Regions from separate parts of the Homo sapiens genome. Here region 1 is linked to region 2. The links are chromatin contacts, found by Hi-C or POLR2A ChIA-PET in ENCODE. All regions are on one chromosome and are shown on one strand. Each heading gives the region's core, a stretch centred on a gene start or an enhancer-like site at or near the end of the contact. The rest is flanking DNA. Distances are from core to core; before and after follow the strand shown. Region 1 holds the start of ZNF543 (zinc finger protein 543). Region 2 holds the start of ZNF551 (zinc finger protein 551).

Region 1 (3,110 bases), core at 65-2,564, 360 kb after region 2:
GGCCTCCCTAACCATTGCGGGCAAAGAAGAGGGTAAAAACACAGGCTGTGATGGTAGACACACCAGTTGTTAGTTTCTGATACTTAAGAGCTACAGTGATGTAAGGCAGGTAATTGAACCTATGTGAGCCTCCAGCTGCTCTTGTGTAAAACAGTGAGGACAAGAGAACCTAATTCTAAGGAGTTCAGGATTAAAGGAGCTGAGGGTTAAATAATGCCTGCCAATCAGCCCACAGCAAGGACTCTTTATGATCAGCTGTCACTCTTTGCAATTATTTCGTTTCTCTTTGTTCACATAACATCCTAGACCAACTCAAACGGCAAGCTTCTTTAATATCGTCAGATTCTCTATACAAAAATGCCACACATTGCCAAAAATGGGCAAGTGCGTAAGGCGCCACTTTAGCCGGAATTGCCAAGAAAGCCACCTCCAAATAGGTGACATCTGGACAGAGGCCAGAAAGATATGAGAGGGAGGCCCTGCGAAGTTATAGGGGCAGTGTTCAAGGCAAAGGGAAGTGCAAAGAGAAAGCCTGGAAAAAGGAAGAAGACTGCACGGTCAGGTTGGTGGCTCTGAAGAGCAAAGGACAAGGGAAAAATGGAGAGACAAGGTCAGGGGTGGTTGGCCAGGTGGATGGGGTAGGGGCTGGCAGGCAACAGAGGAGGTTGGATTTAAGGGAAGTGTGATGAGATCCATGAAGGAAGCATCATTCATCCTTCTACCAAGGACTGAGCACCTGTCGGAGGCCAACACTATTGCAGGACTGCGGATAAAGGAAATGACAAGCTACGGCCACTTCTCTTAAATAAACGACGGCGACAAAGAAACATCCTGTGGCTGTCTTGGCTTCTGCCTGCCCACGAGGCCTCCAGAAGTAGCAGAGCAGCAGCAAGGCCAAAACCTCGTCCACTCACCTGCGCCGAGGCTGCCATCCTGAGACCCTGCAGCCCTAGCGGGGCCCGGGAATGCCGCGGCTCAGCCGACCCCCAGCCCTTCTCTGTCCTGGGCGGGGCGACCTCGGCTGACTTTCGCACTCGGAGCCTCAGTTTCCCCAGAGAAAAATGCGCACAAAGCGGGCGCAGCGTCGGGGCTGAGGAGACGGAGGGCGGCTGCGGAGGCCTAGGCCTCGGCAGGCGCCGGTGGAACACCCCGTTAGGGAAGAAGCGGGGCGTCAGGCTCCCGCCAAGATGCGGAGAAGGCGCGTAACAGCCTCATTACCCTCCCCTGCTCAGGCCGCTGGACGCGCCTACCCAGCGGTCCAGGCCCCACACTGTTCCAGGGCCAATCCTGCTCACGGAGATGACGTCACGCGACGAAGCGGAAGTCCCACCTCCGCCGCCCTGGCCCGCAGAAATCGCCCGTGTCCTGGCCCGTCATTGGCCTAGAGTCCGCGGCCGACGCAAGGGGTGGTGCCTTCTGAGTAAGGCAGTTTTTCCCTCACATCTACCGGGTGTGGGAACTCACCAAGCGCAGCCGACTCCATTTAAGTGCGCACAAGGACCCCCGCGTCGTCTTAGGGCCGCCGCTTTACTATGGGCACAAGTCGGAGGGTCGAAAGGTCCTTTCTAGCTTAGGAAAATTGAGGTCAGGAGGCGGGGATATTCGCCCCGATTGAGATCATGGGCTGGGCCCAGAGCTTCTGGCTCACTTCCCTTATTTTAGGGAGGTAGCTCATATATGTAATCTCAGTGCTTTGGGATGCCAACACAAAATAATTGCTGAGGTCAGGAGTTTGAGACCACCCTGGGCAATATAGTAAGATGTTATATCTACCAAAAAAAAAAAAAAGAGCAAGGCATGATGGTGTACACCTGTAGTCCTAGACACTGGGAGGCTGAAGCAAGAGGATTGCTTGAGCCCAGGAATTTGAGGTTATAATGAGATATGATGAGAGAAAACACACACACATAAACACACTGAGATGCCATCTTATACTGGTCAGAGTGGCTATTATTAAAAAGTAAAAAACCAACAGATGTTGGTATGGATGCAAGGAAAAGGGAACGCTTATATGCTATTGGTGGGAATGTAAATTAGTACAACCTCTATGGAAAACAGTATGGAGATTTATCAAAGAACTGAAAATAGAACTGCCATTTGATCTGGCAATTCCACTATTGGGTATTTACTTAAAGGAAAATAAACCACTATATCAAAAAGATGCCTGTACTTACATGCTTACTGTAGCACTATTCACAGTAGCAAAGTCATAGAATCAACCTAAGTGTCCATCGACAGATGATTGGATAAAGAAAATGCGATATATATATGTATATATATGTATGTATATGTATATATGTATATATATGTATGTATATGTATATATGTATGTATATGTATATATATGTATATATGTATGTATATGTATATATATGTATATATGTATGTATATGTATATATATGTGTATATATGTATGTATATGTATATATATGTATATATATGTATGTATATGTATATATATGTATGTATATGTATATATATGTATATATATGTATGTATATGTATATATATGTATATATATGTATGTATATGTATATATGTATATATGTATGTATATGTATATATATGTATATATATGTATGTATATGTATATATGTGTATATATATATACACTCCATGGAATACTACTCAGTCATTAAAAAAAATCATGGCTTTTGCAGCAATATGGCTGGAACTGGGGGGCCATTCTCTTAAGTGAAATAATTCAGAAACAAAGTCAAATACTGCATGTTATCACTTATAAGTGGTAGCTAAATGATGTATACATATGGAAATAGTGGAATAATAGACACTGGAGATTCAAAAAGGTGGGAGGCATTGCCGGGGACCCCTCACACCATGGTGCTTCACTCACCTACACCACAGCCATGCCACCCCATTGGCACACACTTGCAGGTAGCCCCCCTCTACTGCCCAAGTGGTGCACACTTGCCTGTGGCCTCCCCATCCCCCAGCCACAGTGCACTCTCTGCAGTCCCCACAATGCTCTGCTGGAGCACTTTTGCCAGCAGACTGAGAACACCTCAGCCCCTCTAGCACAGCAGGTGCTTCACCCCAAGCAGCCAGAGAACAAAGCCAAGGGCTTAATCCCCTCTACCCAGGTTTACAG
Region 2 (3,036 bases), core at 151-2,650:
CTAACTGCCAAAATAAAACCTTTCAGTCATCCCTGACTCCACTCTCTTTCTCAAAACTAAAAATTCAGGCAGCCCTACTTAAAAAATGAATCCAGAATCCAACTGCTTCTCGCATCTTCACAGCCACCATTTTGGCCTATCACATTCTATCACATTCACCTGGCCTATCCCAGTAGTCTCCTCCCAGGTCTCCCCACCTCATCCTTCAGTTGGCTTCCCATGCTGCAGCCACAGGGAGCCTAATAAGACCAGAACCAGATCACCTCCCTCTTCCACTCCAAACCTCCCACTGTTACTATTAAGTAACGAATAGACAACTCAACTTCTCAGGGAACCATTCCGGGTCTGACTTCTACTACACTGCTCCCTGTTCTCATGAAAAGAAAATAATTGTAGGTTCCTGAACTATCTTAGCCTCCTCTCCAAACTTAGCATATACTGGTAACTTTGCCTTGGACAACCTTCTACATCTCCTTTCCCCCGGCTGCCAACAGCTTCATATAATCTAACCTGGACTTAAGACTCTGGGCTTTGTATTTGCTCAAAGTCTCAGGGCCCAAGGCTAGACGAGTGGCGAGGCTCAGGTCGCCCAATGACCCTGGTCCAGTTTTGGAGCCAGGTGGCCTGGGCTGGCTGCACTATCTCCGCACCTCAGTTCTCAGTGCTGACTTTACCAGCTGCGTGAGCTTGGACAAGAACTCAGTCTTCCTATGCCTAACTACTATTACCTCTCTTCAGCCTGTTCTTCCCCTGAGCAACTTTTGGATAGCTTTAGGAAATCCTAGCCCAGTGTCCCTATCTGTTCACAAATCTCGAAGGCTGCCAGTGTCCTCAGAATCGTCAAATTCGTCAGGTGCAACTCTGCCTCACTCTATGTTCCTGCAGACCCGAGACGGACCCCAGGCTCCTGAATCCCCCCCAGCTTAGTCGCAGCTCCAAGTTCTGCACGCGCCAGTCAACTGCCCGTCACATTTCCGTACACACTGGGCGTCACAAACGGGTCCAATCCACAAGCGCCTTCTTGTCCAGGGTACTGGGGCCTGGGCTGCAGGGCTGTGAGCAGGCATCCCTCACTGGGCCTTAAGGCTTCTGCTGGGGGAGGTAGGCGAGACCCGGAGGACGCACAACTCACCTGAGCCGAGTCCCTCAGCGCGACTGCCGCCATTGAGCTCCGTGGACTAGGCGGGGAGCGGCGGCCGACCGGGGCGGGCATTCGAACACAACAGTCCCTATCCCGGGCCTGGCGCAGCTCACCCGAGGTGGTGTCGCAGAACCTCTGGCCCACTTTCGCGACTTCTCTGTCCCGTCCCTCAGTCGCGACCTCCACTGCAGAAACTGGCGGGCTGGACAAACAGGACAGAGGCCAAAATGACCGCCACGAGGAGGACGCCGGAAGTTCCGGCCCGTCGCGCTGCGCGTGCGCGGAAGTGTTGCTATCCTGGGCTGTCATTGGCTCAACTCCGCCGCCGTTTTGCGCTCTGCACTCTGGATAATGTAGTTTCCAAAACTCCACGGAGCTCTTCGGAGTGTGTCCACTGCTTTGACCTCTGCGAACTTGTATTCTGAGGTGCTGTGCCCCGTGCAGGGAAATGGCGACTTCGGCCTCTAGGGGAGAAGGAGGTATTTACTCCTTCTTAAAGGGGCTTTTCCCAGATTTCTGGGAAGTGTTTTCCGTAACTGATCACTTAAGTGTTTAGAGACATTATTTCAGACTCCACGAAGCTCAGGGTGCCCCTAGAGGCAAACAAATATTATTTCAGGGGGTTGGGCGCGGTGGCTCACGCCTGTAATCCCAGCACTTTAGAAGGCCGAGGCGGGCGGATCACCTGAGGTCAGAAGTTCGAGACCAGGCTGGCCAACATGGCGGAACCCCATCTCTACTAAAAATACAAAAATTAGTCGGGCGGGCCGGGCGCAGTGGTTCACGCCTGTAATCCCAGCACTTTGGGAGGCCAAGGTGGGTGGATCACGCGATCAGGAGTTCGAGACCAGCCTGGCCAACATGGTGAAACCCTGTCTCTACTAAAAATACAAAAATTAGCCGGGCATGGTGGCGAGCGCCTGTAATCCCAGTACTTGGGAGGCTGAGGCAGGAGAATCGTTTGAACCTGGGAGGCAGAGGTTGCAGTGAGTCGAGATCACGCCATTGCACTCCAGCCTGGGCGACAGGGGGAGACTCCGTCTCCAAAAAAAAAAAAAGAAAAAAAAAATTTGGATTTTGGAGCATTTTGGATTTTAGATTTTTGGCTCAGGGATATTCAACCTGTATTTTGTTCTCATTAAATAGGTTCCTCTTTCACTTTGTTATTGTTTGATATACTAAAGTTTTAATTTTCATGAAGTCTAATTGGTCTATTTTTCTTTTGTCACATGTGTATTTGGTGTCAAATCCAAGAAATTATGGCCAAATTCAATGTCATAAAACTTTCACCCTATATTTTCTTTTAAGTGTTTTATAGTTTTGGGTCTTATGTTTAGGTTTTTAGTCCATTTTGAGTTCATTTGTGTTTTTGGTGTTAGGTAAGGGTTCACCTTCATTCCTTAGCATGTGAATATTTCATTTTCCCAGCATCATTTGCTGAAAAGATCATCGTTTCCCCATTGAGTGGTCTTGGTAGCCTTGTTGAGATCATTTGACCATATACATTACTATTGCAAATGATATTGTTTTCTTAATTTCCTTTTCAGATTTTTCATTGTTAGTGTATGGAAGGGCATATGAGTTTTACATGTTGACTTTTGCATGTTGACTTTGAATTCAGCTACACAGGTGAATTTGTTTATCAGTTCTTTTTTTTTTTTTTTTTCCCAGACGGAGTCTCACTCTGTTGCCCAGGCTAGAGTGCAATGGCTTGATCTTGGCTCACCACAAGTTCCACCTCCCAGGTTCAAGCAATTCTTCTGCCTCAGCCTCCCAAGTGGCTGGCACTACAGGCGCCAGCACCATGCCCGGCTAATTTCTGTATTTTCAGTAGAGCGAGGGTTTTACCATGTTGGCCAGGCTGGTCTTGAACTCCTGACCTCAGGTGAGCCACT

Evidence for each region. Hi-C counts contacts between places; a loop is a spot of excess contacts on that map. ChIA-PET counts read pairs that join two places held with the same protein, here RNA polymerase II (POLR2A). Pooled maps may share reads with other maps.
Region 1: a loop to region 2 is called in a map with no recorded cell type, with 11 times the contacts of the local background. The contact joins the promoter of ZNF543 here to the promoter of ZNF551 in region 2. A Hi-C loop is called at or near these places in 1 of 37 single-sample maps with no recorded cell type and 6 of 50 pooled maps. POLR2A ChIA-PET finds 5 or more read pairs at or near these places in 1 of 52 experiments (naive thymus-derived CD4-positive, alpha-beta T cell).

The regions. Positions count from the first base shown.
Region 1 is chr19:57,318,676-57,321,785 of GRCh38, reverse strand. ZNF543 (zinc finger protein 543) reads right to left here and starts at 1,314. Exons shown (of 4, transcript NM_213598.4): 1 at 915-1,314. The coding sequence starts at 932. RefSeq lists enhancers at 1,216-1,365, 1,376-1,495, 2,421-2,938.
Region 2 is chr19:57,680,341-57,683,376 of GRCh38, reverse strand. ZNF551 (zinc finger protein 551) reads right to left here and starts at 1,400. Exons shown (of 3, transcript NM_138347.5): 1 at 1,133-1,400. The coding sequence starts at 1,213. RefSeq lists a silencer at 960-1,029 and an enhancer at 1,085-1,708.